Regions from separate parts of the Homo sapiens genome. Here region 2 is linked to region 1. Evidence: read pairs that join two places in POLR2A ChIA-PET (ENCODE). Cell type or tissue: PC-3. All regions are shown on one strand.

Region 1 (4,000 bases):
TCGGTGCTGTGGTTTACCCAGCTGGAAAGTGAAGGGGCTGGATTGATAGTTTCGGGGGCCCTTCCAGCTTGAAGTTGGGTGATCCTGGAGAGCAAGTGGAACTGTCCCTGTAGTACCCGGGGGTGCTGGGAGGGGAGAACGGTCTCAGACAGGGGGTTACAAGAACTGGGCTCTGCTGATCCTCCCTACCTTCCTCCATGGGGTTCTAGGTGAGCTCAGGCACAGCAGGCAGCGTGTGTGTGTGTATGTGTGTTAGGGAGAGGTCCCCCGGACCAGAAGAGCCCACAGCTGGTGTCGGCAACACAAGTAGACCCAGAACCTACCCTGATTGGTCCCAAGGCCTGAGGCAGGCAATTTCCATGCCTTGATGGTGGCAAGCCTCACTGGGGCCCACATTGCTTACCCTCAAGGGCATCAAATGACTTCCCCAGCCAGAGTTATTCCCTCCACCCCTCTCCTTACCCACCAACACAAAATAACCAATGCTGGGGGCTCAAACTCATGGCCCAAGAGCTAGGTCTGGTCTACCGATGGGTTTTGTTTGACCTCAGTATTCTGTTTCTGAGAAACACTGACTTAACGCATGAGCCCAGCAGGCTCTGTCCCCTCTGCAGCAGTTACCACCCCTCCCTATTTTCTCCCAGCTGGTAGCGTCACACATATCTATTATCTGCCTGCCCTCCTGAAGGTGCCTGAGTTTGGAAACTCTGATCCAGCTTAACAACCCATTTTGTAAATAGGGAGACTGGGGGGTTGTCGGGGGTGATCCTAGTGTTTCCGGATGAACGAGGTCAGGCTGCTTGCTCTCGTGGTCCAATAAGGAGATGCAGACAGACTGAGAAAGAAGGGAGTTTATTTCTGTAACCGGTTACAGGGAGAAGATCGGAGTAACTCACCAGACCAACTCGAAAGTACAAGTTTTTCCCCCAGTGTTGTCTACATTCTAAGCTGTATGCCTACGTGTGGGAGTATACGTTGCCAGAGAGTAGGTCTGTTTCATTCCATCTTTATCTAATCTTTAGGGTCTAGGGTCTGGGAAGCTTTTTCTAGAGCCTTGGAAAGTTTCTTAATCTTTTTTTTTGAGACAGAGCCTCACTCTGTTGCCCAGGCTAGAGTGCAGTGACACAATCTCAGCTGACTGCTACCTCTGCCCCTGGGTTCCAGCAATTCTCATGCCTCAGCCTCCTGAGTAGCTGGGACTACAGGTGCACACCACCACATCTGGCTAGTTAATTTTTTTTTAGTAGAGATGGGGTTTCGCCACGTTGCCCAGGCTGGTCTGGAACTCCTAGCTTCAAGTGATCCACGCACCTCAGCCTTCCAAAGTGCTGGGATTACAGGCATGAGCCCCTGTGCCCAGCAGAAAGTTTCTTAATCCTAAGTGGGCCCTGGTATGAGGTGTATGTGTAAGAATACTTTCATTATTTCATCAGACTTTCGGGTCTGAGAAAACCCAGGAGCGGTCTTAACAGGTTTGTTTTCACATTCCAGCCCTCATACTCGGGCACCATTTTCTTCAGTTCTCTAATGTTTAACTTATGCATTCATCAGAATGAGAGGAAAGGGCTCTCTCTCTCTGTGTGAGAGAGAGAGTGGCTGCTCCGGCTGTTAATGGAAACCCAGCTTGCCACACTAGGTTCATGGAATCTTAGACCATAGACACCTGTTTTCCTGGGCTCTGTATCCATGGAGTAAACTTAGAACTTGCCTTGGTGCCTTTAGGTGTGATGTACTCTGCAGATCAATAACATTTGCAATAGGAAAGATTATTTCAAAAAGATCTTCAAAATCAAAAGTAACCAAATAAATGTTTATGTCATTATCACTAAGGTCTCATTTCCAGCTCTCTACTCCAATATCATTTCTTCAGATTGGCCTTCTCTGATCACTTGACTCAAAACAGCACACCATCCCCTCCTCTCTTCTATTTTATTTGTCTGAATCACTTCCTGGTATCACAGTTTTTATCCCACCAGCTTTCTACCTGCCTGCTCTCCACGATGTCCCACGAGGGCAGGGGCTTGGTCTATCTTGTTCACTGTGGTATCCCCAGGGCCAGAATAATGTCTGGCACATTTTAGGTGCTCAAAAAAAATTGTTGAAGAACAGGGAAAATGAAGCCCTGGCCATTGTAGCCCCAGCACCAGCCACCTTCCCTATAGTGGTTTCTTGGGTTGTTCCAGGGGCTTCCTGGGGTCGTCTTACAGTCCCCTAGTCACCGGGCAGCTGGCAGGCCTCTACCCTGCATGGGGCCCCGTTTCAGGCTAAGTGGGGCCGGCCTCCCAGCTTTATGTCCTCCTTCAGAGGGGAAGGAGGCAGTGATGTCACAGAGGTCTCCCACCCTCGCTCCTCCCCAGTCTGACCGATCAAGGCTGAAATCCCAAGTTCAAAGAGACCACAGCATGGGTGTGCAGGATGTGTTGTTTGTGGGTTGTAGGTAGGGCAGGGGCCCAGGCAGGTCATGGTGTCTTAAAAGAATGTTCTTTGAGCTGGAAGACTGAAAAAGGGAGGCGGGGAAGGAATAGCAGAGGGTGGGGAGAGAAGCCAAAAGGAGGAAATGCATCTTATTTTTCCTCGAAGAGAGAATAATGAGGGTGGCTTCATTTTTTTTTTTCCAACAGTAAAAATGTTGTTTGCTCATGAAAGTGATTCAAACAACACACAAAAGCATGGGGAAGAAATGACCTGATATTCTGCCTCCCAGGGATCTAGTCAGCAATCAGCCCACCAGGGTCAGATGGCCTGGGGTTGAATCCTGATGGGACCAACTTCCAACCATGGACTTGGGAGGGTCCCCAACTTCTCTGTGCCTCAGTTTCTTTTGCTGTAAAATAGAGATGTGCTTATCCTCCTCTCTTCCTCTCTGCCTCCCTCTGCTCTTCCCTCCTTGCCCCCCTTTCTCTTTCCTCTTTCCTCTATCTCAAAGAACATTCTTTTTTTTTTTTTTTTTTCAAGACAGAGTCTTGCTCTGTTGCCCAGGCTGGAGTGCAGTGGTGCAAGCTTGGCTCACTGTAACCTCCACCTCCCAGGTTCAAGCAATTCTCCTGCCTCAGCCTCCCAAGTAGTTGGAATTACAGGTGCCTGCTACCACATCCCGCTAATTTTTGTATTCTTAGTAAAGACGGGGTTTCACCGTGTTGGCCAGGCTGGTCTTGAACTCTTGACTCGAGATCCGCCCGCCTCGGCCTACCAAAGTGTTGGGATTACAGGCATGAGCCACTGTGCCCAGCCCGAAGAACATTCTTTTAAGACACCATGACCTGCCTGGGCCCTGGCCCTGCCCACAACTGGCCAAGGGCACATCCTACACATCCATGTGGTCTGTTTGAACTTGGCATTCCAGGCTTGATTGATACCTGCCACCCAGTATTATTGTGAGGATTAGGTAAATGAATACATGGAGAGGTCTTAAAACAGTGGCACATGGTGAGGGCCATATATGTGTTTGCATCACCATTATTGTTGTCATCATCACCATCATCACCATCATCATCATCATCATCTTTTTAGACAGCTCTTTATGCACCAGCCTGCCTTTCTTCCTGCCTCCCTTTTTCCTATCGTTCACCTATCCATCTGTCTGTCCATCCATCCATCCACCCACACATCCATCCATCCATCCACCCACACATCCATCCATCCATCCATCCATCCATTTAATCTTCTCTAATGGGAACACACCCATGTGCTCTGCAGGAAACTGCTTGTTCCACTCTGCATTCCATTCCATAAGAAATGGACACGTTTATGTCAATAAATGCTGTTAAACAAAATGACTGAGGTCCTGGTAAATTGAGGTTTGGGGTTTGGGTGATGGAAAACCATCCCTGAACACCTGTTTCCCTGGGTTCTGTATCCATGGGGTAAAATTAGACTTTGTCTTGGTGACTTCAGGTGTAATGAACTTTGCAGATCAATAACATTTGCAATAAGAAAGATGGTTTCAAAAATATCTTCAAAATCAAAAGTAACCAAATAAATGTTTATGCCATTTTACTAT
Region 2 (4,000 bases), 670 kb after region 1:
GCCTTTATCTATACCAGAGCTGACATGTTGGCCTCCATCTGTGAATCCTTTGTCTTATTTCCCAATTTGTTCAGAACTTAAGTGGAGAAGAGGCAAGGTCTTTGTGGGAGTCTTTAAGGACCCCCTGCCTGTGCTGAGCACAAAACAGTCAAACAATTCAGCTTGATATCTAGTCTTAAAACGGAACTGAAACTTACAATGGTTGTCAGGCTGGAAAAATTCATATGTACACATAGACCCCCAATTTTGCTTATGATTTTAGGGAGATACCTGGGTTTCTGGAAGAACATCCCTGGGCCTTGTAAGGGTCCTAGAATCCCTGGTTTAAAAAAAAAAAAACTTGTTTAGGCCAGGCACGGTGGCTCATGCCTGTAATCCCAGCACTTTGGGAGGCCAAGGCAGGAGGATCGCTTGAGCCTAGGAGTTTGAGACCAGCTTGGGCAACATGGTGAAACCCTGTCTCTACCAAAAAAAAAAAAAAAAAAAAAATTAGCCAGCGTGATGGTGTGCACCTATAGTCCCAGCTACTTGGGAGGCTGAGGTGGGAGGATCGCTTGAGCCCTGGAGGTTGGGGCTGCAGTGAGCCATGCTTGCACCACTGCACTCCAGCCTGGGCAACAGAGATCCTGCCTCAAACAAACAAAAATAAAAATAAAACTCCTTGTGTAGAGCAGGGTTGTTATCGTCAGCGCCATGGACATTTAGAGGTGGATCATTCTTCGTTGTGGGACCGCCCTGGGCTCTGTAGGATGCTTAGGGGCATCCTGGCCTCCATCCTCTACAGGCCAGTAGCAAGGCCGCCCACTCTCCCCGTTACAACAAACAAAAATGTCTCCAGACATTGCCGAGTACTCCCTGGAGGATAAAAATTGCCCCCTTGAGGACCACTGAGGTGGAGGGAGCTGCATCTGGCTAGATTCAGGCAACACCGTGGGACTGGCCTACTTCTAAACAGACTGTGGGCTCTGTGAATACCGAGGCCATATCTTACTCATCCTTGAATCCCCACCTGCCCCAGTGCCTGGCCTGTTCCCCCTTGTCCTGCCTGGTGCTGGACCCAGGATAGTTTTGTTGAACAGAGACTGAGTATAGGAATTAAACACCCCTCCCCCATCATTTTCCCCTTCCCATTGGCATGTAAAACTCACTCTTGTACGTAGTCCTAAATTTTCTATTAGGCCCTGGGGGACATGGCAGCTTTAATTATTTTAAATTCAGACTCTGCTGAGACATCTTCTTCACTTCCTGACAAGAAATCACTGCTTCTGAGCAAGCAAGAAAAAAATGTCCCCGAAAAGCCTCAAGCCAGTTGTTCCTGGAGGTCCCTGCTGGCCTCTGCTTCCTGCCCCTGTGGCTGGCAATTGTGGATCTGACCGATGCACTTGAGCTGCACACAAGCATCCTGCCCCATACCCCACAGACCCCTTCTCTTGGCCTATGAGTGGCTTTGCTGCCTCAGCACAAACCCAGGATCAGGGATCTTCATGGCCTCCAGAGAGCCTGCTCCAGAGTGACTGGATTCTAGCCCCCTCGGTGACTCAGGAGTTGGGCAAGAGCTGGCTTCCTGGAGAATGAATCAATATGAAATCAGACAACAAAAAGGGCAAGAGCTTAAATGTCAGCCAGAGCCTACTGAAATCCCAGATTTCACACTCTTATCGGCTGTGTGATTGCCTGCAAGTGGCTTTCCCTCTCTGAACCTCATTTCTCATTTGGAAAGTGGGTACGTGGGTTGATTATCTCTAAGGACCTTCCTGCACTGATGCTTGAGGATAATTTTTAGTCCACATGGCGGACATTGGCTCTTGGTTCACTTTGTCCTAGCAAATTTACTTTCCATCATACAGGGATTGGGGACAAATTATTCCAGGTCAGTCCTAGTGTCTATTTTGAGGTTTTTACTCCAGCCTTCTTCTGCCTCCTGTGTCCTCTCTGTTTTAATTTCTAGGCTCAGCAAACACCTGAGTGATGACAGCTGTTTTGCAATTATTTCATTCTCACTTTGCCTCTCTATACCTCAGTTTTCCCATCTGCACAATAGACATAATAATTAGTTTCTACCTAACAGGGTAGCAGTAATCATGATTATCTCCTTTTTGTAGATGAGGACTTGGAAGCATAGAGAGGCAACATGCCTTGCCCAAGGTGGCCTCACAGCCCATGGCAGAGCTAGGATTAAAATCTAGGGAGGGTCAGGCCTGGGACTTTACCCATTTTGAGACAGGTCTTCCAAGTCAGAGAGCCTCTGCAGATGGACCCACAGGTAGGAACATGCATGTCCTTACCTGTAAGTGTGATGCTCGAGGGTCCACTGGTACATGCCTGCATTCACTCAACAAATGTTGACAGAGCACTGAGGGTGTGGCAGGCACCATGTGGGAACAAAAGCGCTGCCCTTGCAGTAGGAGATGGATTCTGATCCTAATAACATGTACATCATAGTGTGTGTGAGAGGTGAGAGGTGTCATCACAGGCAAAATCTGGAAACAATCGAAACATCCATCAACAAAAGAATGGGTAAGCAAAATGTGGTATATCCATTCAACGGAATGTTACTCAGCGGTAAGAAGGAATAAACTTTTTTTTTTTTTTGAGATGGAGTTTCCCTCTTGTTGTCCAGGCTGGAGTGCAGTGACGCGATCTTGGCTCACTGCAACGTCAGCCTTCCAGGTTCAAGCAATTTTCCTGCCTTAGCCTCCTGAGTAGCTGGGACTACAGGCATGTGCCACCACGCCCGGCTAATTTTTGTATTTTTAGTAGAGACAGGGTTTCACCTTGTTGGTCAGGCTGGTCTCAAACTCCTAGGAATAAACTCGATCCACGCAACGGCATGGATGATCCTCAAAATCGTTTTGCTAAGTGAAAGAATCCAGAAACAGCAGCAGGAGGAGACGGATTATAATCATAAGAATCCGTGCATTGCAGAGTGTGTGAGAAGGTGAGAGGTATCATATTGCCGGGAGGACAGAGCACGGTAAGGGTGATCAAGAGAAAGGAAAAGGGAAAAGCAATTTTAAATAGGGCAATAATAGTAGGCCTAATATAGTTTGGATATTTGCTCCCTCCAAATCTCATGTTGATATGTGATCCTCAGTGTTGGAAGTGGGGCCTGGTGGGAGGTGTTTGAGTCATGGCGGTGGATCCCTCATGAATGGCTTGGTGCTATCCTCATGATAATGAGTGAGTTCTCACTTTATTCGTTCATGCGAGGGCTGGTTGTTTAAAAGAGCCTGGCCCCTCCTCCCTTCTCTCTTGCTCTCTCTTGCTCCCTTTCTTGCCAAGTGACACACCTGCTTCCTCTCCACATTCTGCCAGAAGTAAAAGCTTCCTGAGGCTTCACTGGAAGCTGAGCACATGCTAACGCCATGCTTGTACAGCCCGCAGGACTGTGAGCCAAATAACCCTCTTTTCTTTCTATGTTATCCAGAGTTAGGTATTCCTTATAATGACATGAAGTGGACTAACACAAGGCCTAACCAAGAAGGTATTAGGTTTGGTGCACCAATCTAATAACATTTAAGCAAAGACTTGAAGGAGGTGAGGGAGTTGACAATATGGCTATTTGAGTGAAGAGTGTTCCAGGCAAATGGAACAGCCAGTGCGAAGGTCCTGGGTCAGGCATGTGCCTGGCATGTTGAAAGAACAGCAAGGAGATCAGTGGGGCTGGTGCGGGAAGAACAGAGTTTTAGGGACCTTCTCAGAGAAGGTCAGGGGAGTAATGGGAGTGAGACTGTGTAGGGCTCTGTGGCTCAGAGTGAGGACCTGTGCCTTGACTGACAGCTCAGAGTAGAGTGAGCACCTTGTCTCTACAAACAGGTCGCTTATCCAGGGGGCCTAGCTCCGATGGAGGGAGCTCTAGGACTCCTTGACAGCAGGGCAGTCTCTGTGGAGTCCTGGGGTGTGGGGGCCCTGTGGCCTTGCCTCCTGGAGGTCCCAGAAGCATCCAGAACCCAGCACTCAAGCCCAAGGCTGGCTTGCCGGGGCCCAGGGCCCAGCTTGG

What was found. ChIA-PET counts read pairs that join two places held together with the same protein. Peaks named below come from ENCODE experiments on the same cell type or tissue, not always from the same donor. Only the 100,000 strongest peaks of a DNase experiment are listed, where the experiment ranks them.
Region 2: POLR2A ChIA-PET joins it to region 1 with 7 read pairs; 1 of 35 experiments calls an interaction of 5 or more read pairs at or near these places.

Annotation. Positions count from the first base shown.
Region 1 is chr1:17,199,468-17,203,467 of GRCh38, forward strand. No RefSeq gene overlaps it. Among named protein-coding and RNA genes, the nearest start is that of PADI1, 3.7 kb to the right of the region's middle. In PC-3, no CTCF peak of the experiment used is centred here; no DNase peak of the experiment used is centred here; H3K27ac peaks cover 1,495 bases.
Region 2 is chr1:17,865,136-17,869,135 of GRCh38, forward strand. No RefSeq gene overlaps it. Among named protein-coding and RNA genes, the nearest start is that of ACTL8, 110 kb to the left of the region's middle. In PC-3, no CTCF peak of the experiment used is centred here; a DNase peak (open chromatin) is centred at 1,526; H3K4me3 peaks cover 443 bases; H3K27ac peaks cover 855 bases.